Linked DNA regions of Homo sapiens: regions 2, 3, 4, 5, 6 and 7 are each linked to region 1. A link is a contact called in ENCODE Hi-C or POLR2A ChIA-PET data. All regions are on one chromosome and are shown on one strand. The core of a region is the stretch at or near the end of the contact, and the rest is flanking DNA. Distances in the headings are between cores, read along the strand shown.

What was found. A loop is a pair of places that touch in the nucleus more often than their neighbours do. ChIA-PET counts read pairs that join two places held with the same protein, here RNA polymerase II (POLR2A). Pooled maps may share reads with other maps.
Region 2: a pooled map shows a loop between it and region 1 (12-fold over the local background). The contact joins the promoter of PABPN1 here to the promoter of METTL3 in region 1. A Hi-C loop is called at or near these places in 7 of 50 pooled maps. POLR2A ChIA-PET finds 5 or more read pairs at or near these places in 3 of 52 experiments (OCI-LY7, activated B cell and activated T-cell).
Region 3: a loop to region 1 is called in a pooled map, with 10 times the contacts of the local background. The contact joins the promoter of PPP1R3E here to the promoter of METTL3 in region 1. A Hi-C loop is called at or near these places in 1 of 37 single-sample maps with no recorded cell type and 10 of 50 pooled maps. POLR2A ChIA-PET finds 5 or more read pairs at or near these places in 2 of 52 experiments (HEK293T and activated T-cell).
Region 4: a pooled map shows a loop between it and region 1 (20-fold over the local background). The contact joins the promoter of C14orf119 here to the promoter of METTL3 in region 1. A Hi-C loop is called at or near these places in 1 of 37 single-sample maps with no recorded cell type and 7 of 50 pooled maps. POLR2A ChIA-PET finds 5 or more read pairs at or near these places in 1 of 52 experiments (HEK293T).
Region 5: a loop to region 1 is called in a pooled map, with 15 times the contacts of the local background. The contact joins the promoter of PSMB5 here to the promoter of METTL3 in region 1. A Hi-C loop is called at or near these places in 1 of 37 single-sample maps with no recorded cell type and 7 of 50 pooled maps. POLR2A ChIA-PET finds 5 or more read pairs at or near these places in 1 of 52 experiments (H1).
Region 6: a loop to region 1 is called in a pooled map, with 5 times the contacts of the local background. The contact joins the promoter of HAUS4 here to the promoter of METTL3 in region 1. A Hi-C loop is called at or near these places in 1 of 50 pooled maps. POLR2A ChIA-PET finds 5 or more read pairs at or near these places in 2 of 52 experiments (PC-9 and activated T-cell).
Region 7: a pooled map shows a loop between it and region 1 (4-fold over the local background). The contact joins the promoter of TEP1 here to the promoter of METTL3 in region 1. A Hi-C loop is called at or near these places in 1 of 37 single-sample maps with no recorded cell type and 4 of 50 pooled maps. POLR2A ChIA-PET finds 5 or more read pairs at or near these places in 1 of 52 experiments (activated CD4-positive, alpha-beta T cell).

Annotation. Positions count from the first base shown.
Region 1 is chr14:21,509,526-21,513,003 of GRCh38, reverse strand. METTL3 (methyltransferase 3, N6-adenosine-methyltransferase complex catalytic subunit) reads left to right here and starts at 1,664. Exons shown (of 11, transcript NM_019852.5): 1 at 1,664-1,880. The coding sequence starts at 1,781. RefSeq lists an enhancer at 1,382-1,621.
Region 2 is chr14:23,319,490-23,322,967 of GRCh38, reverse strand. It overlaps PABPN1 (poly(A) binding protein nuclear 1), which reads right to left and starts at 1,511. Exons shown (of 7, transcript NM_004643.4): 1 at 1,148-1,511; 2 at 673-787. The coding sequence starts at 1,498. BCL2L2-PABPN1 (BCL2L2-PABPN1 readthrough) reads right to left here. Exons shown (of 8, transcript NM_001387346.1): 4 at 673-787. RefSeq lists enhancers at 137-946, 947-1,758, 2,012-2,081, 1,770-2,420 and silencers at 1,052-1,121, 1,182-1,611.
Region 3 is chr14:23,301,197-23,304,674 of GRCh38, reverse strand. It overlaps PPP1R3E (protein phosphatase 1 regulatory subunit 3E), which reads left to right and starts at 1,816. Exons shown (of 5, transcript NM_001276318.2): 1 at 1,816-2,515; 2 at 2,817-3,377. The coding sequence starts at 2,099. The coding sequence ends at 3,239. RefSeq lists silencers at 2,030-2,539, 2,620-2,679, 2,690-3,119 and an enhancer at 3,180-3,369.
Region 4 is chr14:23,094,003-23,097,480 of GRCh38, reverse strand. C14orf119 (chromosome 14 open reading frame 119) reads right to left here and starts at 1,976. Exons shown (of 2, transcript NM_017924.4): 1 at 1,862-1,976. It overlaps ACIN1 (apoptotic chromatin condensation inducer 1), which reads left to right and starts at 2,345. Exons shown (of 19, transcript NM_001386863.1): 1 at 2,345-2,506. The coding sequence starts at 2,369. RefSeq lists enhancers at 1,542-2,065, 1,945-2,154, 2,175-2,254, 2,066-2,589, 2,295-2,604.
Region 5 is chr14:23,033,363-23,036,840 of GRCh38, reverse strand. It overlaps PSMB5 (proteasome 20S subunit beta 5), which reads left to right and starts at 1,941. Exons shown (of 3, transcript NM_002797.5): 1 at 1,941-2,157; 2 at 3,167-3,473. The coding sequence starts at 1,960. RefSeq lists enhancers at 1,467-1,761, 1,546-2,215, 1,016-2,215.
Region 6 is chr14:22,955,222-22,958,699 of GRCh38, reverse strand. It overlaps HAUS4 (HAUS augmin like complex subunit 4), which reads left to right and starts at 1,610. Exons shown (of 10, transcript NM_001166269.2): 1 at 1,610-1,784. It overlaps MIR4707 (microRNA 4707), which reads left to right and starts at 1,671; the gene lies at 1,671-1,750. RefSeq lists a silencer at 88-448 and enhancers at 248-826, 827-1,406, 1,789-1,918.
Region 7 is chr14:20,411,779-20,415,256 of GRCh38, reverse strand. It overlaps TEP1 (telomerase associated protein 1), which reads left to right and starts at 1,756. Exons shown (of 55, transcript NM_007110.5): 1 at 1,756-1,852. It also overlaps the pseudogene RNA5SP382. RefSeq lists enhancers at 1,553-1,602, 2,103-2,172, 2,723-2,892, 2,002-2,918.

The sequences.
Region 1 (3,478 bases), core at 415-2,914:
AAAGCCAAGGCAGGCTGATGAGCTAAGGTCAGGAGTTCAAGACCAGCCTGGCCAACATGGTGAAACCCCATCTCTATTAAAAATACAAAATTAACTGGGCATGGTGGCAGGTCCCTGTAATACCTGCTACTAGGTAGGCTGAGGCAGCTAGAATCCAGGAGGTGGAGGTTGCAGTGAGCTGAGATCACACCACTGCACACCAGCCTGGGCAGTAAGAATGAAACTCTGTGTCAGGCCAGGCTCGGTGGCTCACGCCTGTAATCCCAGCACTTTGGGAGGCTGAGGCAGGGGGGCAGATCGTAGGGGCAGATCACGAGGTCAGGAGTTCGAGACCAGCCTGGCCAACATAGTGAAACCCTGTCTCTACTAAAAATAAAAAAAATTAGCCAGGTGTGGTGGCACGCGCCTGTAATCCCAGCTATTCGGGAGGCTGAGGCAGGAGAATCGCTTGAACCCAGGAGGCGGAGGTTGCAGTGAGCTGAGACCACGCCATTGCACTCCAGCCTGGGTGACAGAGTGAGTGAGACTCCATCTCAAAAAAAAAAAAAAAAGAAAATGTGTCAAAAAAAGAAAGAAAGAAAGGATTGTAGGAAAAACCACCACCACCAACCTTGTATTTAAGTTTACTACACATACAGAAAAGTGCACACCAAAATGTTCAGCTCAATTACATTTCACAAACTGAACACACTCATGCAGGTAGCTCTCATAACAAAAAACACAACGCAACCAGGACCTCAAAGCCCTCTTAGTGTCGGAACCCGATTTTAATAGATTACACGTACTTTGTAAATTTAGCCTAAGAGAGAGATCACGTATTTGAAGACCTCTCGGATTTTTCCTTCATCAGCCCTCCCCACTTCCCCACGCCTCGTCAACACAAAGAAGCATGCCCGCACCCACCACCGCCCCCTCCTCACCTCAGATTGGGGACCACCGTTGTGTTTTTTATTTTTTTGTAAATGAACGCATGGAAACAAACCAACACCACCTTCAGTGGAAAAGGTATGTTAGTACCAAACTGTCAAAAGGAACTAGTGATCCTTCATCTTAAAAATCTGTACTATGGCCGGGTGTGGTGGCTCACGCCTGTAATCCTAGCACTTTGGGAGGCCAAGGAGGGCGGATCACGAGGTGAGGAGTTCGAGACTGGCCTGGCCAACACAGTGAAACCCCGTCTCTACTAAAAATACAAAAAATCTGCCGGGCGTGGTGGCGGGCGCCTGTAATACCAGCTACTCGGGAGGCTGCGGCAGGATAATCACTTGAACCCGGGAGGTGGAGGTTGCTGTGAGCCGAGATCGCGCCATTGCACTCCAGCCAGGGCGACAGAGTGAAACTCCGTCTCAAAAAAAAAAAAAAGAAAAAAACCCCCAAAACTGTACTATATGGTGTTGCTCTCTACGAGTGCTACTTTAACACAAGTCAACTCTCAGGACTCCTCTCCGAATATTCAACATGGCCGCATGCGCGTCTATAAGCAACATGGCCGCTCTGCCAGTCACCAACATGGCAACCACAGCCTCACTGTGTCCGGAAGCATGAGAGAGCGGGTATGAGGACTATACCGGCCGCTCTGCCAACACCTAACGTGGCTCTTTATAGCTTCCAAGAAAGCGCGACACCGGAAATGACTTTTCTGTCTTGCTCAGCTCCAGGGGTCATTTTCCGGTTAGCCTTCGGGGTGTCCGCGTGAGAATTGGCTATATCCTGGAGCGAGTGCTGGGAGGTGCTAGTCCGCCGCGCCTTATTCGAGAGGTGTCAGGGCTGGGAGACTAGGATGTCGGACACGTGGAGCTCTATCCAGGCCCACAAGAAGCAGCTGGACTCTCTGCGGGAGAGGCTGCAGCGGAGGCGGAAGCAGGACTCGGGGCACTTGGGTGAGGCACTGGGCTGTTGGGGCCGAGGCTCAACCGGGGAGGACGGGCGGGATCCCTAGAGAAAAAGCTCCAGAGTCACTGCCCTTTACCAAACGGCCATTTCTATAAAGCCTCGTACATTGGTACTCCCTCTCCACCTTCAGCAGCAGACGTTCGCCCTTCTGCAAGTAGTTCGCGGTTCCTCCTCACGCTGGGCCTCGGTTCTTCCAGCTCACTTTTACCGGACGGACGCTTGAGCCCCACCCTCGTCCGCCTTGCCCACTCCTCTTCAGACTGCGAGGACGTCGCCTTTGTGAGGCTGCTCAGCCCCCTATCCCGCGAAGCAGCAAGAACCCCTTTTTGTTGCTGCTTTGGCGCTTTGTTCCCTCAGTTATAACGACTGTTTTGTAGTGGTCATTTCTTGGCAGCTGTGGGTACAGTAAGCGAGGAATGAACCTTTATATCCGCAGTGCCCAATTTAGTGGCCCGTACAGAGTGGCACTGGGTGTTTCTGAATGAGTACCCCTACCGGCATTGACTTAGCCATTTACATACCTAGCAGGAATCTGAAAACATTTGTGTTTGGTTTCCAAACTTTTTCTCTTCTCCTGTTGCCCCCGTGTCACGATCATAAAACTTGAAGGAAATTTAAAAGATTAAATTCACTGTTATCCACTCCCTACCCTCAGGACAAACTCTGAATTATTTAAGGCAAACTAGTAACAAAGCTCTGCAAAAATAGTGACTCAGTATCACCTTTGTGGTAGATTGTTCCAATATTTGTCAGTATCTTCAACTGCATCTCTAAATCTTGTCTAGATCATGTTAGGTTCATGTGCTCGTATTCTGGCCCCTAGAAATAGAAGATGCACTGGCAGGATCCTCCCACCTAATTAATTACCTTTCTTGAGTATCTACAGTGTTCATGGGTCTAATTAGACAAAAATAAGGAAGAAATTGCCCCTGTCCTCAAGAAGTTTAAAAAGCATAGGATTCAAGGGGAGACGCTTACAAAAAGTGAGGAATATGATAAGATATATGTACGAAACCAAATGAATGAATCTACAGTCTGTACAATGAAGAGAAGTAACAAGAGCTGGTGTAGGTAGTGAAGCCATCAAAACCATCATAGTGGAATTGGCACTTGAATTTGGCCTTTATGGCTATATAGGACCTAGATAATTAAAGAGGTAAGAGGGGAGGATAGTGGAGTAAGAAGTGCAAGTCATATGGTCAGGCAATAATTAGTAGTCAAGTCTCAGAGTAGTTCCTGAATTACCTAAGAGGGAGAATTTTTTTTCCCTTGCTCTAGAAACTTCATTGATTTATTTATAGATACAATTTTTTGTTTTGTTATGTTTTTTCCCCTATTCTTTGGTTTCCTGTTTTGAAACTTTTTAAAAATGTGCATAAATGATGCCAACGACTTTTTTTGCTTTTGTTTTTGAGATAGCGTCTCTCACCGTTGCCCAGGCTGGAGTGTAGCAGTCCTCCCGGCTCATCCTCCTGAGTAGCTAGGACTACAGGTGCATGCCACCATGCCTGGCTAATTTTTAACTTTTTAATAGAGATATGGTCTCATTATGTTGCCCAAATTTGTCTTGAACACCTGGCATCAA
Region 2 (3,478 bases), core at 262-2,761, 1.8 Mb before region 1:
CACACACTTGTTTTCTACTTGACCAATATGTTGCACTTCCACCACCAGCACTATCCCATAAGCTCAGTGAAGGCAAAGATTTTGGTCTGTGCTGTTCCCTGCTGTACCCACAACCGAGAATAGTGCCTAGTGCATAGCAGGTACTCACTAAATATTCAATAAATTGAAAGAATTAATACACACTTAAAACAGTATAGGAATCCCTCCTGCCTCCAAATCAAATCCCTAATGAATGGCTTTGGTTGAAATGCTTTTAAGAGTGAGCAAAATTAAGTGGGCTGAGACTCCACATTTCTAGATTAAAGGGGAAACCCCTTGCAGCTTGCTTTCTCTTAGAATCCTAAAGCGTCTCCAATTGGAGGAAAAACTATTAGATTTGAAGGTCAAATGCGAGCACGCAACCTCTACAAAGAAAGATAGACGTAGACTAAGAACAAAGAGCAACACAATTATAACAGGCACAAAGGGAGGCACAAGGCTACCACCACCAAAATATACGTTCTGCCTCACAAAGGTCAGAGGAACACACAACGGACTATGACCGCGGCACAGTCATAATAGCTCAGACAAGCAGCTCCAGGGTGCCGAGTATCTAACCCCACATTCCCCATCCTCCCCACAACCCTTCCAACCCGAGAACCCGGGCTCCGCGTGCAACCGCCAGTTACTCACCATTGCCTGGAGGTGGACTCATATTCATCTGCTTCTCTACCTCGTTCTGTAGCTCCTTTAGCTTCTCAGCTTCTTCCTCCATCTCCCTGACTCGAGCTTTGATAGCTTCCAGCTCCTAATATAAGTGGGGAGGGTATGGAGGACAGCTTAAGAGGAACCAACGCAGGGGCTGTGCCCTGCTCTCGGCCAGAGCGCGGCCTCAGCCATGCTCGGCCATTTCCCTCGCCCCATGCGAGGGTCGTGATAAAAGAAAAGCTACCCTCTCTAGAACAACACTAGGCAACCGTGACGCCCGAATCAAGCCAGTCGGGCCCCTTGTAGTGATCGCTGACCCATCCCCGGCCCGACCCGGCCCCAGCCACGTTATTCCCCGCCCAACCCCACCCCCCGCCTGCCACCCGCTCGCCCGAGCTCTGGGCCTCCAGTGACCCGGCCGGCCAGCCGCCGGCCTGCTCGCTCGCCCTCCTTCCCTCACCGGGTCCTCAATGGCGCCGTCCCCCGGGTCACCCTCGACCAGTCCCGGCTCCTCCTCCTCCTCTTGGCTGCCGGGGGCTCCCGAACCAGGCCCAGGGCCCGGAGCTCCCGGGGGGGCGCGGGGCCGGGGCGGCTCCTCTTCGGGCTCGGGCTCCGGCTCGGGCTCCAGCAGCAGCTCCTCAGGCTCCAGTTCCTCAGACTCCAGGCCGTTCCCGTAGTCCCCTGCGCCCCCCGGGGCCCCCTCCCCGGCCTCCCCACCGGCCCCGGGCACAAGATGGCGCCGCCGCCCCGGCCCGGAGCCCCGACCGCCCGCAGCCCCCGCTGCTGCTGCCGCCGCCGCCGCCGCCGCCATCGCCGCTCAGACTGGGGCCCGCCGCCCGGCGATTGGAGAGCTGCGCCGGCCACGCCGAGGACTCATTAGTCAAGCTGCCTGCCCGTCACCATGAGCTAGTACTCCATTGGGGAATATTACTTGGCAATCAAATAAGGCCCCACCTCTAAGGCGGGGCACTGCGCCAAATTCTCAAATCCCGGTAGGGGAAATCTGCCTGTCAATCAACACGCGTCCCACCTCCTATCGAGTCCTTAGGTAATAATACCGCCACGCTGTGACGATATTCCTGCTTCTCCCCGGCCTACGGGCGGGCCCGCGAAGTATGGGACGCTCCGTGATTGGCCCTAGCTAGGCGACTGGAAAGGACCAATCTTCCGATCGCCTCACCGCAGTGGCCCAGTCTCAGATGCCGATTGGCTTGCGAGAGTCGAAGGGGTGACACTCGTTTCGTGACAGGTGAACCTTGCCCCCGAAAGGACTGCCGGGCTTCAAACTTGGGAAACCCGAGGTCACATGACTAGCCAGTCCTAGGGGGCCGCCATCTTGATACTACTGCTTGCCAGCTAGTGAGCTGTTGGCCGGGTGAGGCCCAAAACAGAGCAGCAGTTTCAGGAAACTTGTATCTCGACCAGGAAGCACCAGTAGATGGGATGTTGCTGAAAATGGAGGTTGTGAATGAAGCATTCCAGGAGGGAGCTTACTTTCCCCATCCAGGTTATTGGCACCATCATCCACTAGCTCTCCCGCACCAGAAAGCAGGGAGGATTCCTCAGTCCAGAGCTACTAGTCACAAGTCCTGTCTGTCCCGCCCTCTTGCGTAGGCCTTCTGCTCCCCAGTTCCATTTTCTTTTTCCTGGACAGCTTCCAATGTCACCCCTCCAATCTGCACCGCTAACAGACTGGCCCCCCTTTGCTGGCGAGGTAAAGTCTCAAAACCGTAAATCACGGCCTTCGATACGCCAGCATGTGGTTACTTTGTGGATGTTGTTTCCTTCCACTCTTCTCGTTCCTTTGGGTGTACCTGCACCCAGTCTGTGCCTCTAACATGTAGTCCCCCTTCAATCAAACCACTGCAAACCCCAGCTTCCCCTCATTTCCCAGGACAAGTGGGCCTATCTCCACGGCGCGCTTAATTGTTTTACTGTTTCCTAACTAGGTTGTGAGCGCCTGCAGATGAGGGGCCGGTTCCTATTTATATTCGCATCTCCACGGCCTGGCAATATGCCTACCACATAATGTCCTGTTAGATGTTTGTTGATTGAACAGGCATTGATTGGGGATTTGGGTGCCACCCTTCATTTAAGCCCTCAAGCCCCCAAGATCCCAGAGGAATTTCTCCTGGCAGGTTCCCACTACACCCCTGCACCCCAAGTACCAATGAGACCTAGCCCTGGAAGGCAGGACTGCCATATTTTGGTAGCAGTCCTACACATTTATTAAAAAGAAAGGAATGGCAGTGTACGTTTGCAAGAGAAATTTTTGTGGGCACACTAACCTACAGTTCGAAAGATACATATAGCCCAACCAAAAAGTTAAACAAACATGGTTGGCCGAGGGATTTGGACAAGAGAAGATCCTCATTAGCAAACCAAAAAATCAAGTGACTCATTATACCCCACTATTCCCCTCACCCCCACTTTTTCTCACAATTCCTTACCTCAAGATCTGGGGAACTTGCAGCAGAGTCACAGTCGCTTAAAATTTCACTGCAAATTACTTCATCAGCCATCTCAGCTTCAGTGATCTGGGATAACTAAAGTTGAGCACCGAAGACAAGCTCTAAATGATTGAATACCCTGGAAGAAAGGTCTTTTATACTAATCTTAACCTAATCAAGATTTGTTAATCTTATTGGTACCCAATTTAATCAAGCCAACAAAAGGAAATGTGATTTTTAAAAATGGCTTTGAATCCTATTTTTGTTGAGCGTTTGATTTTGTAATAAGCACCACTCCTTATTATTTCACTGGACTCTCACAACAACCCCACGGGGAAAGT
Region 3 (3,478 bases), core at 567-3,066, 1.8 Mb before region 1:
GTATCACATATAATGATACGAAGAGAATACATCCATGCATTCTATATACGTGTAAAATTTAAAAAGTCAATATTGCTTTAAAAATGAGTCCTAGCTAACTAGTATTGCTACAGTCAATACTAGTGCGAATGCATGTAAACAGGAATGAATTGTATAATAATAAGATAACATGTGTCTCATGGTTTATTTTCAACTTAGTCACTTGTGGTTTTACAGTTAAACTATCCTGCTGCTTTAAATTTAGAGACTTCATTTCTACTCTAATATTCCCTCTTTTAACACTCTGAGGATGTTAACTATTATTGTTAAATGTTTTAATCTTATATAACCAAGCGGGTAAGAGCGTGGACTCTAGAGCTAAACTGTTTAGGTCCTAATCCCACCTCCCCAATTATTAACTATGTGACCCTGGGTAAGAGTCCTCTCCCCTCTCTCCCTCAATTCTCTCATCTTTAAACTAGACATAATAGTCTCTATTCCTCTGATGGTTGTATTACATGGGTTAGTATTTGTAAAACCCTTACAACAGTACCTAGCACATTGTAAGTGCTATATTAGATCAGTAGGAAAGTTAGAAAAAAACTAAAAACAACTTCACTTTTTTTTTTCACTAATGTTAAAAAAAAAAAATGAAAGGGGAAAAAGCCAGCTCTGCCCTTCTTGGAAGCTCCCACTGGACCTATAATTCCACAGTCCCAACTCCAAGAGAGTTGTTGGGTGCTTGTTCATTCAATAATTTGAGTGCCTACCATATACTAAAACTCACCATGAATCAGACAAAGCCCCTGCCCTCAAAGGGCTTACACTTGGATTAGAAATCAGAACTCCACCACTTTTTTACAGATAAGAACACTGAGTTCAGAGTATGGCTCTGAGTTCAGGGGTGGCTCACACCTGTAATCCCAGCACTTTGGGAGGCCGAGGCGGGCAGATCACCTGAGATCAGGAGTTCAAGACCAGCCTGGCCAAGATGGTGAAACCCCGTGTCTACTAAAAATACAAAAATTAGCCGGGCGTGGTGGTGGACGCCTGTAATCCCAGCTACTCAGGAGGCTGAGGCAGGAAAACCGCTTGAACCGGGGAGGCAGAAGTTGCAGTGAGCCGAGATCACGCCACTGCACTCCAGCCTGGGCGACAGAGCGAGACTCCATCTCACACTCACACACACACACACACACACACACACACGAGAACACTGACTCCAGAGAAGTTATGCCTTGCTTGCTCAAGGTCACTAGAAGCTAGGTCTTCCTGCAGTTCTCAGTTCGGGTGCCATATTCTCACCTTCTATTTGAAAGACTCTACCTAGCTTTCATGACCTTTCCTTCTTTGCACGCACCACCACCCCCTGCCCAAACCAGGAGCCTAGGTTTCAGAAAAGAAAACAGTGAACCCCAAAGATAAAGTCACATGCTGGGCGTTTTGAACCTTCCCCTGCAAGAAAATGAAAGGTTATTTTTTCTTCCCGGCGTTAACCTTTCCTGTGCTGTGCCGGAAAAGTTGAGGACTTTTTACATTTTATTATTATTATTATTGTAGAGATCAGGGGTCTCACTATGACGCCCAGGCTGGTCTTGAACTCCAGGCTTCAAGCGATCCTCCCACCTCGGCCTCCCAAAGTGCTGGGATTTGAGGCGTGAGCCATCGCGTCCCGTCCGTGGATGTTTTTTTTAAAAGGTTGAGTAGCTTCACTCGGGACCGCAAAGGTGGAGTCCCCGCCCCCTGGTGCAGCAGCGAAGACAAGCGGAGCCACCTGTCAGAGGGCTGTGGGCGGGGGCGCCCGGGCCGTGAGGGCCTTGGAACCGGAGGGTGAGTGCAGTTGAGCGCACGCTCAGAGCAGACCGCTAGCAGGAGGCAGGATGTGATAGTCTAAGACCCTGGAAGCTGACGGCCAGAGGGAGGGAAGGGTGGTCACAGAGGAGAGGCAAAGCAACGGGAGGTGGAGGATCCTGGAGGTGTCTGCAAGGAGAATACACAGCAGCGAGGGGCTGCAGAAGCGGACCCAGCGACTTCTGCGCTGACGCGGGGCGGGCGGGAGAGAGGAAGAGAGGGGAGCGCGGTGGCGCTGCGAGCTGGCCCCGCCGGGGAAGGGGCTGCCATGTCCCGTGAGCGGCCCCCGGGCACCGACATTCCCCGCAACCTGAGCTTCATCGCCGCGCTAACGGAGCGCGCCTACTACCGTAGCCAGCGGCCCAGCCTCGAGGAGGAGCCGGAGGAGGAGCCAGGCGAGGGCGGGACGCGGTTCGGGGCCCGATCCCGCGCTCACGCACCGAGTCGGGGCCGCCGGGCCCGATCTGCACCAGCCGGAGGCGGCGGGGCCCGGGCGCCCCGCAGCCGTAGCCCAGACACCCGCAAGAGAGTGCGTTTCGCCGACGCACTGGGGTTGGAGCTGGCTGTCGTGCGCCGCTTCCGTCCCGGTGAGCTGCCCCGGGTGCCCCGCCACGTGCAGATCCAATTGCAGAGGGACGCCCTCCGCCACTTCGCGCCCTGCCAGCCCCGCGCCCGCGGCCTCCAGGTAGGCGGCGGGGGCACCTCCCCTCCTGGGGACCTCCTCCAGTCGGCCGCAGCGGGCTTGTGGGAGTGGATTTGCCAAAGAGCACCCATCTCCATCCCATCCCTGGGCTTGCGCCTGCCCATCCCTTTTGGGGACCCCATCTGCGAGTGGCTCTAGGCCACCCTGGCAGCTGGGCCGCACTCTGCCGGCCTGGACGCCGGGGTCGGCCTCTGATTGGTCCAGTGCCTTGCTCTGACACCGCCCCCTGTCTCTCCCCTCTCTCCGCCCTGGGCTCCCTCCTCCCGCTTCTTCTTTCCCCCAGGAGGCGCGCGCCGCCCTGGAGCCGGCCAGCGAGCCCGGCTTCGCCGCCCGCTTGCTGACGCAGCGCATCTGCCTGGAACGCGCCGAGGCGGGCCCGCTGGGCGTGGCCGGGAGCGCGCGCGTGGTGGACCTGGCCTACGAGAAGCGCGTGAGCGTGCGCTGGAGCGCCGACGGCTGGCGGAGCCAACGCGAGGCGCCAGCCGCCTACGCCGGTCCGGCCCCGCCCCCGCCGCGCGCCGACCGCTTCGCCTTCCGCCTGCCCGCGCCGCCGATTGGGGGCGCCCTGCTCTTCGCCTTGCGCTACCGTGTGACAGGTCACGAGTTCTGGGACAACAACGGCGGCCGTGACTATGCTCTACGTGGGCCCGAGCACCCGGGCAGTGGCGGAGCTCCGGAGCCGCAGGGCTGGATCCACTTTATCTGAGACGAGGCGCCTGCGGCCGACGGCGGAAAACACCAAAGGCACCCGGGGGCGGGGCGACCCGATGTGGCGGGGAGGAGTAGGAGAGACCAGGATTGGCGGGAGCGGTCCAAGGGAGTCAAGCCGGGGAGGGCGAAAAGGGTGGGGAAATCAGGGGCGTGGGGGCGTGGGGGCGTGGGGGCGGGGGGAGTGAGCGGAACCAAAGAAGCTCCGGGAGATCCGGGTGTTAAAAGCTGGTTGGA
Region 4 (3,478 bases), core at 727-3,226, 1.6 Mb before region 1:
AAAAATCACCAAAAATAACTTCATTTCCTATTTGCCTGCCTTTTTCAAACCCATTCTTCCCCACCCACTGTCTTCCTCCATCTTTCTTATAAAGAACCTAAAAATAACCAATATATTTCTTGTTCATTCTCTTCCTCTTACTTCTATGTGCCAGGTTGGGTAAAGAAAAAAACAATGATTAATGTTGGTCCATTACATCTTCTCCAAAATGAAAATGCACACATTTTAAAATCTAGTACGTGCAGCTGGTCAAGGCTGATGCTAATTGTTTTGCAGCTATCAACAGTGGGGGAAGAAAGAAAAAACATTATTTATGATGAAAGAGCCTTCAATGTGCATATAAGCCTCTGAAATATGCCAACAACTCCATAACATCCGTTACCTCCTTACATTTCCTGTAAAGCACCAGGAAAAGTTAAAAAGCAGAGTAAGGACCTTGCTCAAAATAAGGTAACGCATGAAAGAACCAGAAGCCCGGGTGTTTGAGACGTTCTTAAAAAAGAGTCCAGTTGGTTTGTTGGCTTAGAGATCTAACAAGTGTTATACTATTTTATGACAATCCATGTCTTTAAACAATTGTCCTTAATATTTAGTATGGGCCAGACGCGGTGGTTCTTGCACTTCCAAAGTAATCTCAGCACTTTGAGAGGCCGAGGCAAGAGGATCGCTTGAGCCCAGGTGTTCGAGACCAGCCTGGGCAACATGGCAAAACCTCATCCCTACAAAAAATAAAAAAATTAGTTGAGCGTAGAGGTGCCTACCTGTAGTCCTAGCTACGTAGGAGACTGAGGTAGGAGCATCACCTGAGCCCGGGAGGTTGAGGCTGCAGTGAGCCCTGATCGCGCCACTGCACTCCAGCCTGCGTCAGAGTGGAGGGACCCAGAGTGGAGTGACAAAAAAAAAATTTTTTTTTTTTTTTAGTATGGTATCTATTGGTGCCTTGCAATTTTTTTTTTTTTTTTTTTTTTTTTTGAGACGGAGTCTTGCTCTGTCACCCAGGCTGTAGTGCAATGGCGTGATCTCAACCACTGCTTCCTGGGTTCAAGCGATTCTCCTGCCTCAGCCTCCCGAGTAGCTGGGACTATAGGCGTACGCCACCACGCCCGGCTAATTTGTTTGTATTTTTAGTAGAGACGGGGTTTCACCATATTGGCCAGACTGGTCTCCAACTCCTGACCTCAAGTGATCCGCCCGCCTCGGCCTCCCAAAGTGCTGGGATTATAGGCGTAAGCCACCGCGCCCGGCACCTTGCCACTGATTTTGCATCATGAATGCAACGGAAAGATCAGCCAATTTGACTTTAATAGTTTTCAGTCTCTTAAATCTCTAACGTATCTCTTAAATCTCTAAACTATTTGTCTGTGACCTATTTTACTGTTTGTGTTTCTTCTGCATCAAGTTGGAGGATTGGTAGTGACAAAGAAAGAAGCCCCTAAACAATTAATATTAGTTCAAGTACCAAAAAAGTTCAGGGCGCTTGCATTTTCCAGTTCTTGCCCTACAGGAAGCAGTTCCTCCAAGGGAACTTACTCTCTTCTGCGGAGCAAGGAAGAACTTTCCCAGAATCTTGCCACATGGCTTCCAAGGCAAACTCAAACTCAAGTTCAGCGTCATAGATCAGTTCATAGTCTGGGTCCGAAGACACGGCGATGCTTCTTGCGCACCCCCACGGAGCTTGTTATTCCGATTCCGCACCAGCCCCCCGCCCCTCCCCAAAAAAAGCCTAAGATGGGAGTGGCTATGATTCAGAGGACAGAGGGCAGAAGCTGTTTGCGTTAAGGAGTGGGGGGCTTGCCCTATTAAGGTAATCCGCAAACACCGAGTCTGACCCGGCCCATAGAGGTACTTCTACCCCGCTTACCTCCCCTTTTCTCTCGAAGGGCACCCGAAGATTGTCACGAGTCCTTAGACTCCAACTACTGCGGCAGCTTCCAAATTTCCTGAAAACCCTAAGCTGGGCCAGCCCGGCAGCCCACGCACTTCCGGCCTCGGACCCGCCCCAAACACCCAAGCGCCCCAGCGCCTCATCTCTAGGTCCGGAAATAAACGAACATCTCCGATTATGGTTATACCAGGGTCGAGGGTTTCCGAATATATTCGATTCAAAGCTTCGGCAAGACGAAGAAAACCGAGCCTGAAAGCAGGGCGAGAAAAGGGGCGCTGCAGGGCGGATGGAAAGAATTGATTGGTAACGATGTGGAGACGGAAACATCCGAGGACATCCGGAGGAACCCGGGGAGTTCTGAGTGGTAATCGAGGGGTAGAGTATGGCAGTGGGCGGGGTCATCTCGGTACGTTCGAAGGGCGTTGGCGGAAATTACCGAAGATGCCCGAAGCCGTCGGGACGGACCCGAGTACCTCACGCAAGATGGCGGAGCTGGAGGAGGTGACTCTGGACGGGAAGCCTCTTCAGGCGCTGCGGGTGACCGACCTGAAGGCCGCACTGGAGCAGCGAGGCCTAGCCAAGAGCGGGCAGAAGAGTGCCCTGGTCAAGCGGCTCAAAGGGGTGAGGAGTCGGCGTTGCTGGGGTGTCGGAGGAGAGCGGACCCGGTAGAGACGAGCCTCTGCCGCGGCGCAGGCGCAGTATCCGGGCTCGGCGCGAGCTCGCTCAGGCCGCCAGCGCGAGCCTCTGGATCCGCGCGCACGGTGGTTGATGAGGTTCGCGCTGGAATGGAGATCGCGCCGGTTCCCGCCTTAACGGCAGCAGCGCGAGCCCAAATGGGAGGGTGTGCACTACTCTCCAGGAGTGTCTTAAGCTCCTTCCTCCTTCCCCCACCCCCTCCTTGTTTGTATCTGTGGTTTCGGCGCATGCGCTGCAGAAGGAGTTAAATCCCACTACAACCTACGGCGTTGCTGGCCTGAGGGGGGCGAGTTGGGCTGGGTCGGAGTTAGGGGTATAGTTGCGCGAAGGGGTGGATGGGGTTGGTATCGGTATCTGCACGAATAGGACTGGGGTAGGGTAAAATGTCTGCTCGATTAGATGAGGAGGTGAGATGAAGAGAGACCTTTATTTGAAGGGACTTGATGAGAGAGAGGTCTCTAATTTAGTGGCATCTAGTGGCAATTTGGGTGGTTAAGAGTTTGGTGAATATTGGTGAGAGAGGCGAGGCAGGTTGATATATATTGGGGATTTTGAATCGGTTTGAGTAGATTAAGGTGGGATTGTCATGAGGTAGGTGTAGCTCGATTCAAGTGTATAGGTTTGGTTTAAAGAAGGGAAGATGAGGATGTCTTGGTTTTAATTAGAGTTCAACAGGATACGTGGCAGGTAGTGCAGATTAGGTCTGGGTTGGCTCCAGGGTTGAGTTGGCAGACCGTTGCTTATACAGAAGCTGATAGTTTTGTGTGTGTGTGTTTGTGTGTGTGTGTTTGTGTGGATAGACTAGGTTAGACCACAGTTTACAGGGTCTGTGGTCATTTTCTTCTGTAGCTTCCTCTTTGAAAATTTTATAAATTTGATAAATCTAGGTGCCACAGT
Region 5 (3,478 bases), core at 692-3,191, 1.5 Mb before region 1:
GACGCACTCCGCATTTTCCACATCATCCAAGTGTGAAACACAAAGATCTCCTGTTTAATTCTATTCTGATGATTGGGCTTGGAAAGGGTTGCCAATTTCAGCATTAAAAATACAGCATAGGCCAGGCGCAGTGGTTCACACCTGTAATCCCAGCACTTTGGGAGGCCGGGGCAAGCGGATCACCTGAGGTCAAGAGTTTGAGACCAGCGTGGCCAATATGGTGAAACCCCATCTCTACTAAAAATACAAAAATTAGCCAGGCGTGAGGCCGGGCACGGTGGCTCATGCCTGTAATCCCAGCACTTTGGGAGGCCGAGGTGGGTGGATCACGAGGTCAGGAGATCAAGACCATCCTGGCTAACAAGCGGATCACCTGAGGTCAAGAGTTTGAGACCAGCGTGGCCAATATGGTGAAACCCCATCTCTACTAAAAATACAAAAATTAGCCAGGCGTGAGGCCGGGCACGGTGGCTCATGCCTGTAATCCCAGCACTTTGGGAGGCCGAGGTGGGTGGATCACGAGGTCAGGAGATCAAGACCATCCTGGCTAACACGGTGAAACCCCGTCTCTACTAAACACACACACACACACACACACACACACACACACACACACACACACAAATTAGCCTGTTGTGGAGGCAGGCGCCTGTAATCCCAGCTACTCGGGAGGCTGAGGCAGGAGAATCGCTTGAACCTGGGAAGCAGAGGTTGCAGTGAGCAGAGATCGTGCCACTGTGTTCCAGCCTGGGGGACACAGCAAGACTTGGTCTCAAAAAACAAACAAACAAACAAACAAAAACAATACAGCATATGCAGAGTCTGCTGGGGGAAAGATGGGGCCGAACTGGGCATCAGAGGAAAGTGGAATTTCGGTGTTGATAGATGTTGCTGCTAGAATCCAACAAGGAAGGCCAGAGACTGACTTCATAGAACCATAAAGCAGGAGGCAACATTTCATACATATGCACACTTCCCGGTTTGTTATAGTTCCCAAAAGATTTGAAAAATGAAGGTGGGTGGAGGGAGGAAGAGGCAATGAAATATAGTATGTTCCTGAATAAAAGGCATCATCTTAGCAAGTTGAAGTTAGAGAATCTCTTGGTACATATTTATGCAGTCTCAACCGTCCTCCCGTCTCTGAGATGGTAAATTACTACTGACACTTATTCAGGTCTGAACTGAGAATCTAGTTTGTGGATTAACTGGACCCTTTGCTTTTTCTTCTTCCATCTGCCTTTTAGGCAATTCATTACTTATTCGAATTTCCACCAGAAGGTAGGAGTCAAGAGAACGAATATTGGATATTAATAACCGGTTACTGTTAAAGAAGGGTTGCTGTATGGCGACTGACAACAAGAGGTATAGCACTTTTATTTTGTTGCGTTGTTTTACCACTAATTGCTGTGGTTTAACTAATATAGGGAAATGGCCTCAGAATGGATCATTATTTTACCCAATTTTAGAAGGTGCCCTTAAACAAGATGGCAACCTCAGGCGCGTTAACAAGGTGCTGAAGCAGCAGCGATGTAACCTGTTGCTTGGACACCAGGCTGGAGTGGGAGGACTCACCGCTAAGGGTTCAGAACCGATTTTCAACCAGTCACGCCCTTCTCAAAGATGGCCGACCTCACTTCCCTTACGCAACATGGACGTTTTCAGTCACTTCCTGTGATTTTGAGGTTATTCTGATCCAGGACTACTTGCATGACCAAAGCCAAGATGGCAGGTACGTCCTTTTAGAATTTAAGGTTAGTGAAGCCATCTATTTCCCCGACCCCCTTCAGTGAAAATGGTCTTTCGCATCTGGCTCTTCTTTTTGGAGGCGTGCTTGCCAGCAGTCAAAATGGCTCCATTCCGGAATAGATTTAATAGGAAGTGAAGCTGTGACGGCGAGGCGTTGCCCGGCCTATCTTTGCTAGGCGTTCTCAGAATTAGTTCTTTCTGCCCACACTAGACATGGCGCTTGCCAGCGTGTTGGAGAGACCGCTACCGGTGAACCAGCGCGGGTTTTTCGGACTTGGGGGTCGTGCAGATCTGCTGGATCTAGGTCCAGGGAGTCTCAGTGATGGTCTGAGCCTGGCCGCGCCAGGCTGGGGTGTCCCAGAAGAGCCAGGAATCGAAATGCTTCATGGAACAACCACCCTGGCCTTCAAGGTGTGGAGCCAGCCCCCTTGCCAGGCTGAGTACTGAACGCCCGCGACTTGCCTGGCCTCCCAGCCTGACCGGAGTTTGCGGTGGCCTTGGCCACCAACCCAGGCGGAGGCTGGGTCCTCTCGTTCGGACCGCAGCAGTTTTGCTGTCTCATTGGCCCAGGAGGCCCCTGTCTTTGCTCTGGTTGGAAAGGGTGGCGGTGGGGCCGGGGGTAAGTCGGGGGAGGAAGGTGAGGCCTCTTGGGTTGATTCCTAGGCGACCCCAGGTTGCTGCTGTTCAGGATCTTCTAGCTGGGAAAGGCCGCAACAACAATGAATCTTGGCCGAGGGAAGGCTATTGTAAACGTTTACCAAAGTTTTGGAAACTGGGCGGCCCCTCAAGGCAGGGGTAACTGAAACTGGCATGAAGGGGAAGCGTGGTGAGGGTAAGCATTGTACTAAGAATCAGACATTTGGGGTTCCTTGCCCAGCTCTGCAATAACTAGCTCTAGATTGAGAAATCATTTGATTTCATTGAACCTGTTTCCTCATCTATAAAATGATTTGTTTTTTTTTTTTTTTTGAAACAGGGCTTTTCGCTGTCGCTCAGGCTGGAGTGCAGTGGCTCCAGCGCCTCAGCCTCCAGAGTAGCTGACACTATAGGCACACACCACCACGACAGGCTAAGTTTTTTTACTTTTTGTAGAGATGGATCTCCCTGTGTTGCCCAGGCTGGTCTCCAGCACCTGGCCTCAAGCGGTCCTCCCGCCTTGGTCTCCCAAAATGCCTGGGTTACAGGAGTGAGCCACCACGCCCATCCTATAAAATGAATTTAATATGGGTTATATCCATGTCAAGGGATTGATGTGAAGCTCGGGTGACATTAATATATGGTGAAGTATAGAAGTATACTGTGAAGTATAAAAGGACGGAGAAAGAGATGTGCTGGGTTTGGATTGATGCAAAAAGAAGTATGTAGGAGTGTTTTTGTGGTCTTATGTGGCCTGTTTTGTGTTTTCCTCTGATCTTAACAGTTCCGCCATGGAGTCATAGTTGCAGCTGACTCCAGGGCTACAGCGGGTGCTTACATTGCCTCCCAGACGGTGAAGAAGGTGATAGAGATCAACCCATACCTGCTAGGCACCATGGCTGGGGGCGCAGCGGATTGCAGCTTCTGGGAACGGCTGTTGGCTCGGCAATGTCGAATCTATGAGCTTCGAAATAAGGAACGCATCTCTGTAGCAGCTGCCTCCAAACTGCTTGCCAACATGGTGTATCAGTACAAAGGCATGGGGCTGTCCATGGGCACCATGATCTGTGGCTGGGATAAGAGAGGCCCTGGTGAG
Region 6 (3,478 bases), core at 361-2,860, 1.4 Mb before region 1:
ATTTTTTTAAATTTATATTTTTGAAATAATTCACCGAAGGTGTGGGTGGGAGTGAGGGTTGGGTTTAAGGTTAAGACAGGTGGGCCGGGCGCGGTGGCTCATGCCTGTAATCCCAGCACTTTGGGAGGCCGAGGCGGGCGGATCACGAGGTCAGGAGACTGAGACCATCCTGGCCAACGTGGTGAAACCCCGTCTCTACTAAAAATACAAAAAAAATTACCTGGGCGTGGTGGCGCCCGCCTGTAGTCCCAGCTACTCAGGAGGCTGAGGCAGGAGAATCGCTTGAACCCGGGAGGTGAAGGTTGCAGAGATCGCGCCACTGCACTCCAGCCTGGCAACAGAGCAAGACTCCGTCTGGAAAAAAAAAAAAAAAAAGATTAAGACAGGTGAAAGATATTTGGCCGGGCAGATTGCTTGAGGTCAGGAGTGCGAGACCATCCTGGCCAATATTGTGAAACTCTGTCTCTACTAAAAATATAAAAATTAGCCAGGCGTGGTGGCTCGTGCGGGTAATCCCAGCTACTCAGGAGGCTAGGGCAGGAGAATCGCTTGAACCTGGGAGGTGGAGGTTGCGGTGAGCCGAGATCGTGCCACTGCGCTCCAGCCTGGGCAACAAGTGCGAAACTCCGTACCCCCAAGAAAACAAACAAACAAACAAACAAAACAGGCGAATGAGGAATGCGCGCTAATAGGGAGTCTGTGGTGGGAATTCGAGAGGAAGGTGACCCTGAGGAAGCACTGTATGGTGCCCGGCATGGGCTGGGCTGGGCTGGGCTGGGCTGGGCGGCAGCGCCTCAGAGCCAGGCCTTAGTGAGGAGACTCGCAGGACGCGGCTTGGGTGGCAGGTCTGGGAAGGTTCCTTCCGAGAGCTATTGGGACAGGTTTAGACCCCCCAAATGGCGACCTCGAACTTAACCCTTTGTGCCTCAGTTCTCCCCCTCTGTAAAATGAGTATAATGGTGACTTTCTCACAGGACGCTTTAAGAACTAAACGAGGCCTGGCCGAGGGCGGTAGCTCACGCCTGTAATCCCAGCACTTTGGGAGGCCGAGGCGGGTGGATCACGAGGTCAGGAGATCCAGATCATCCTGGCTAACACGGTGAAACCCCGTCTCTACTAAAAATACAACAATTAGCCGGGCGTGGTGGCGGGCACCTGTAATCCCAGCTACTCGTGAGGCTGAGGCAGAGAATTGCTTGAACCCGGGAGGCGGAGCTTGCAGCGAGCCGATATTGCGCCACTGCACCCCAGCCTGGGCGACAGAGCGAGACTCCGTCTCAAAAAAAAAACGAGGCAAGGCAAGCAAAATGCTTGGCGTAGTGCCTGACTCATCGTAGGCCCTCAATAAATGTTAGCAATTACCACCATTTTCTCAGCATCTGCCCTTCACTGGGGAGGCACTAATGAGAAGGGGCAAAAAAGCCTTTCCGAGACCATCCTGTTTCCCAGTCCGGGTTCCACCACCCGAGCATGCGAACCCAGGGCGTTGGGAACCCAGCGCGCACCCGTCGAGGGGCGGGGCCTGCCGTTCCCGCCTCGAGTGTGGCCCCGCCTCCACCTCCTTCGTCGCGGCCTCTAGTGCACTTTCGGCTCCTTCCCCTTCCCGGGCCTTTCAGCTTGGTCTTTCCGGGCCTCGCTTCCCCCAGCCCCTGCGCCCGGCCCGAACGAGAGGTTCCGGAGCCCCGGCGCGGGCGGGTTCTGGGGTGTAGACGCTGCTGGCCAGCCCGCCCCAGCCGAGGTTCTCGGCACCGCCTTGAGAGCTTCAGCTGCCCCAGGGTGTGCAGGTTTGCTTTAGAGGGTCGGCGGGCGGAGCTTCGGGGAAGAGGAGCTCTGGGAGAGTCATTCCGGCCAGTGGCCGGAGACCGTCGTCGCTCTTGGGAATCCTTGGCCGCCCAGACAGAAGGGAAGTAGGCGCCGGAGAGCCCGTTCTGCATTTTGATTCATCTCGGGCCCTGTAAGGGTCATATCTTGTGAAAATAACCTGTAAAATCAATTTAACGTTCAGTGCAGCGTGTAAAGACAGCTCTAAGAATTTAAAAGACGCCTGAGTCAGAACATTTAAATGCTTGGGTCCCTGTAGCAGCGTTTTAACACGTCTGAGTGCAGAGGGTGGAGAATCGAGCCTGATTGCCGTTCACGCCCTGTAACCTTTAAGAAGGGTAAAGAAAGGCACCCTAAAAAACGCAAGGGGACACTTACCCTAGGGGGGGACGAACAGCTAGCTTTTTGGAATTTGGGTTGGTCTTCATTTCCAAGTGCGAAATTTGCCTGCAAAACTTTTTATTTGCAGTCATAGATCAACGATAAACAGAATTGTTAAAACACTGAACTTAACTAAGTAGTGGCTTTTGTTGACAAGTCGATTGTGTTATTAATTCTTAATGTCTCATCCAAGGCAGGAATCGTTATCTCAGTTTTGCAGGTGGGAAAAGTTTGGCACAGAAAAAAGCATTTTCCTTAAGTTCTCAGAAGCAACGGCCGGCCGAGCTGCAAATTAAGTCCCAGCATTCTGCCTCCTCAGCTGCGTCCCCCTCTAGACCATGTTAGAAAACAAATGAGTAGTTACTTTGATGTTACTCATAAAACGATCGAGTAAACCAAATGTTCTATAAACATGAAGCGTTAAATCATAATAACCTTCAATGCCTGTTCAGCTTTGGGAGGCTCAGTTGCCCTTTGGAGTTTGATACCTTGCAGAGAGGAGGGGCAGAGCAAAAACATGAAAAGTAATGTCAAGGGAAAATTTTTGTCTCCTGAGGTCAAACTGTGCCCATCTTTACTGCCCCTGTGTTGGTGTCATTCCTTTCAGCGCACTCCATGTTCTGGCAAAACACCCACAGCTCACGTTCTCGTTGTAGCCACATTACACCTTTGCATTACTCTTTTGCCACTGACCTCACTGTCAGTCTTCTTGTCACGCTGTTTCCTCCAGGTGCTCTTTTCTTAGGCTGTTATGTGAAAACCAGTTGTTCAAGTGTGGAATGATTTGTCATTCCTGAAGGATGATTCTAGAGTTAATGATAAAAAAAAAAAAAACTACCAACAGATCTTAGACAAAAAAAGAAGCACAAAAAAACTATTATGGAATTTGATAGCTGAGTTATTTGGGGGGAAAAAGTAGACTTTGATTTTTTTCCCTTTTCCCCCAGTTCACTCATAACTGGGAAGCTGCAGCTCAGTTTTAACTTTGGCATAATGGTGGTGGTGGTGGAGAATCCTCTTGTTTAGACTCAGTGAATTGGAAAGTTCTCTTTTTAGGATGCTCCTTTTGGACAGCTTGGAGCAAGTGGAAACACATGTGTGCTTAGAATGTGACATGTTTTGGCACTTGTAAATCTGTTTGTCCATAAAGCTTGTGTAAGAGCTTGGGACCCAGGATGTGTGGTATAGGCCCTCTGTAAAAGTCATCCTTGAGGTTCCTTTCCAGCTTGTGGACAGCAGAAATTTGAACATAAGGTAGTGTCCTTGGAGCAGCCAG
Region 7 (3,478 bases), core at 507-3,006, 1.1 Mb after region 1:
TCGCCATTATAATGCCTGTATCATTCTGCATTTGTAGCTGTTACATTCCAGGTGATTTTATATACAGATGCATATATCTGAGTACCACATTGTGTCTTCTTGAATGTTATACACAAACATTTACATATCTAAACATATAGTATTTAATTATAAGTCATATTCTTTCTAGTATTCCTTTTATCTCCCATCCAAGTACTAACCAAGCCCAACCCTGCTCAGCTTCCAAGATCAGAGGAGATCGGGCGCGTTCGGGGTGGTATGGCCGTAGACTCCTTTATATCTCTTTAAGAGATTTTACTAATTTTTTGGCCAGGCATGGTGGCTTATGCCTGTAATCCAAGCACTTTGGGAGGCCAAGGTAGGAGGACTATTTGAGCCCTGGAGGTAGAGAGCCTGGGCAACATAGCAAAACCCTGTCTCTACTTTTTGTCTTTAAATTTTGGTTTAAAATTGTGCGTGGGGGTAAGTTACATTCTTTACGAATTATGTTTCAGAAAAATAAAAAGAGCTTTAAAATATTTGTTATAAAAAGGAAATGTTTTAGTTCAGGTTGCTATAACAAATTACCGTAGACCGGGTGGCTTAAACAACAAATATTATTTCTCACAGTTCTAGAGAATGGAAGTCCAAGATCAGATTGCCAGCATGGTCTGCCTCTGAAGATGAGGGTCTTCCTTGGGATTGCAGATGGCTGTTTTCTTGTATCCTCATATCGTGGAAAAAGAGCTAGCTAGCTCTTCCGTCTCTCCTTATGAGGCCACCAATCCCATTTATGAGTATTCTAAACTCCATGACCTAATGACCTCCCAGAGATCCCACCCTAAATACCATCGCATTGGGATTAGGGTTTCAATATATAAATTTTGGGGAGACACAAACATAAAGACCATTGCAGGGAGTGTTGGGACTGGTGGCAATAGAGGTTTCTAAGGAAGGAAAGGGGTACTGGCTCAGTTAATAGAGGACAGAATGCCCTCAATTCTGAGCGGAAGCTCAGCTGTTACCTGAGACTCAAGGGTACCTCTCTAAGGAAAGCAATGATATTTTCCAGAAGACAGCTAATCTGCTTTATATAAAGGCAGAAAGCATATTTCTCCTGCTACTATGTTTGGTCCTCTCTTTATGAAGCTAGGATTATTAACCTAAGGGTCACTTGTCTCTTTCCTAAGCCTGGTTCCATCTTCCTGGAAAGGGTTCAGCATTAATCATTCAGGATGGCTCCAGATAGATTCTGTGTGATCCACGGATCTCTCTTCTGATCAACAGGAGGGGAGGCACTTGCTCTCAGTTCAGCGAACTTTGATTGACTGATGTCTACACTTGGTTACAGGCGGTTGCTTTCCGCTTTCCGTCTCCTTTTAAGGAGTTCCTCAAAGGAACTTTAGGATGAATTGAGTCTGACCGTCTTTGATATTAGGAAGGAGAGGTGTACAGCTAGGCAGCGAGCATGCTAAAATCTTTTCCAGGAAACGGTGTTTGAAGAGTTAATGGGAGAAAAAAAGACGAAAATTAGCCAGAGGAGACGAATTTGGTAGAGGGGGAAGCCCTAGGGACAGGAGAAAATAGGACCAGAAAGGGAAAAAAAATAGAAACAATAACAAACTAAACTCGGGCCCCAGAAAAGGCGGCAGGGGTCCTGGGCATTCGCGTCGCAGCCCTGGCATGTCGTCTTGCCCGGCCCTCGGCTCGCTGCCCTTCCAGCAGCTGCTGCGCCCCGCCCGGGCCCGAGAGTCTCCGCCCGCACCGTCTCTTCTCAGATCCGCATCCGGCTCCTCCCCCGGCTGCCACCCTTCCCACCGGCAGAATCCAGAGCGAAGTTTCTGCTTCCTGCTGCGGGAATCGGACGCCCCAGGTCAGGCACCCAGGGTTTCCAGCCCCAGTCTAAGGTAGGGTCCGAGCGCAGGCAGAACTTGCCCTGGCCCTGGGTCTAGGGCGCTGGGCTCTGAGGCTGAGAGCTGGGTGGGAAGTGCCTGGCGGGGCCGGTTAGGAACCACCCGAGACTCAGCTAGGGGTGCATCCACCCTGCTCCTCCCGGCGGCTCCGGGAAGGGGAGGGAGTGTATACTGCGTGAAAGGGGAGGTGAGAAAGGAGGAGGAGAAGGCTGAAGGAGAGGGAGGGACAGGAAGAGAGACCACGTAAGAATCATCCCCTCTTACTTCCTTGCCCTGTGTGCCCATCGAAAGGGGACAGTGGCTGTCACCAACAAATGGTAGTATGAGAACCGTTTGTGATAATAGAAACCCAGACTGTGCTTAAATGTGCTAGACTACCATACAGCCACTTGAAGAGTGAGGTGGAGGCCGGGCGCGGTGGTTCACGCCTGTAATCCCAGCACTTTGGGAGGCGGAGGTTGGGGATCACCTGAGGTCAGGAGTTTGAGACCAGCCTGACCAACATGGTGAAAACCCTCTCTACTGAAAATACAAAAAAATTAGCCGGGCATGGTGGTGGGCGCCTGTAATCCCAGTTACTCGGAAGGCTAAGGCAGGAGAATCGCTTGAACTCGGCAGGCAGAGATTGCAGTGAGCTGAACAACAGAGCCAGACTCCGCCTCAAAAAAAAAAAAAAAAAAAAAAGGAAAGAGTGAGGTGGGTATTAATGTGTTAACAGGGCAAGGTCTCTGAGATATACTAAGTGCAGAATAGCATCTAACTTATGATCCTGTTTGTGTAAAGCAAAAGCAAAAGCAGTGGTGATGGTGAAGGCATGTATTTGCATATGCATAGAAACTGTGAAACTGTTAGTATAAAACTGTGAGCAATGTTTACTTCCAGAGAAGGGAACTAGAGATGGAAGTGGGGACGGAACTTTAACTTTCCATTTGTGGTTCAGCCGAATCTCCTTTCAAAAACTCCAGGGTGCAAAACAATAAAATGAGCAAAATAGTGAGACTGTCCTTTTAAGGATAGGACAGTCTCACTATGTTGCTCAAATAAACTGTCCTTATTTTTCTGTTTATTTTTGGCTTGAGATCTCTTTTAAAAAAAATCTGAGTCAATTCTGAGTTTCCCCACTCCTTTCCTTGGGGGCTTATATAGGGCAACGACATGAGCAAAGTGTATTGGGCACAGAAGCCATCATTTTTTACGTGTTTGTCACACTGACGTCCAGTGAGATATTGTTGTCCTTTTTGGCCCTGGATTGTTAGTCATTCAGGTCTTCTTGGAAGTGTTCTGTACTTTTGTCCCTAAGCTTTTTCACACTAAGTTTAGGTGGTTGACTTAACAATATTATTCCCAAAATATTTACATATGAATGAGAGATTAGCCTTTGTCCAAATAAGTAAGAAAATACATTCCTTTTTTTTTTTAAATAGAGGTCTCACTATGTTGCCCAGGCTGGTCTTGAACTCCTGACCTCAAGTGATTCTCCCACCTCAGCCTCCCAAAATGCTAGGATTACAGGTGTGAGCCACCACACCCAGCCAGAAAATAGGTTCCTGATGGTATAATTCAAGCATTCTGTTAGGCAGAGGTTT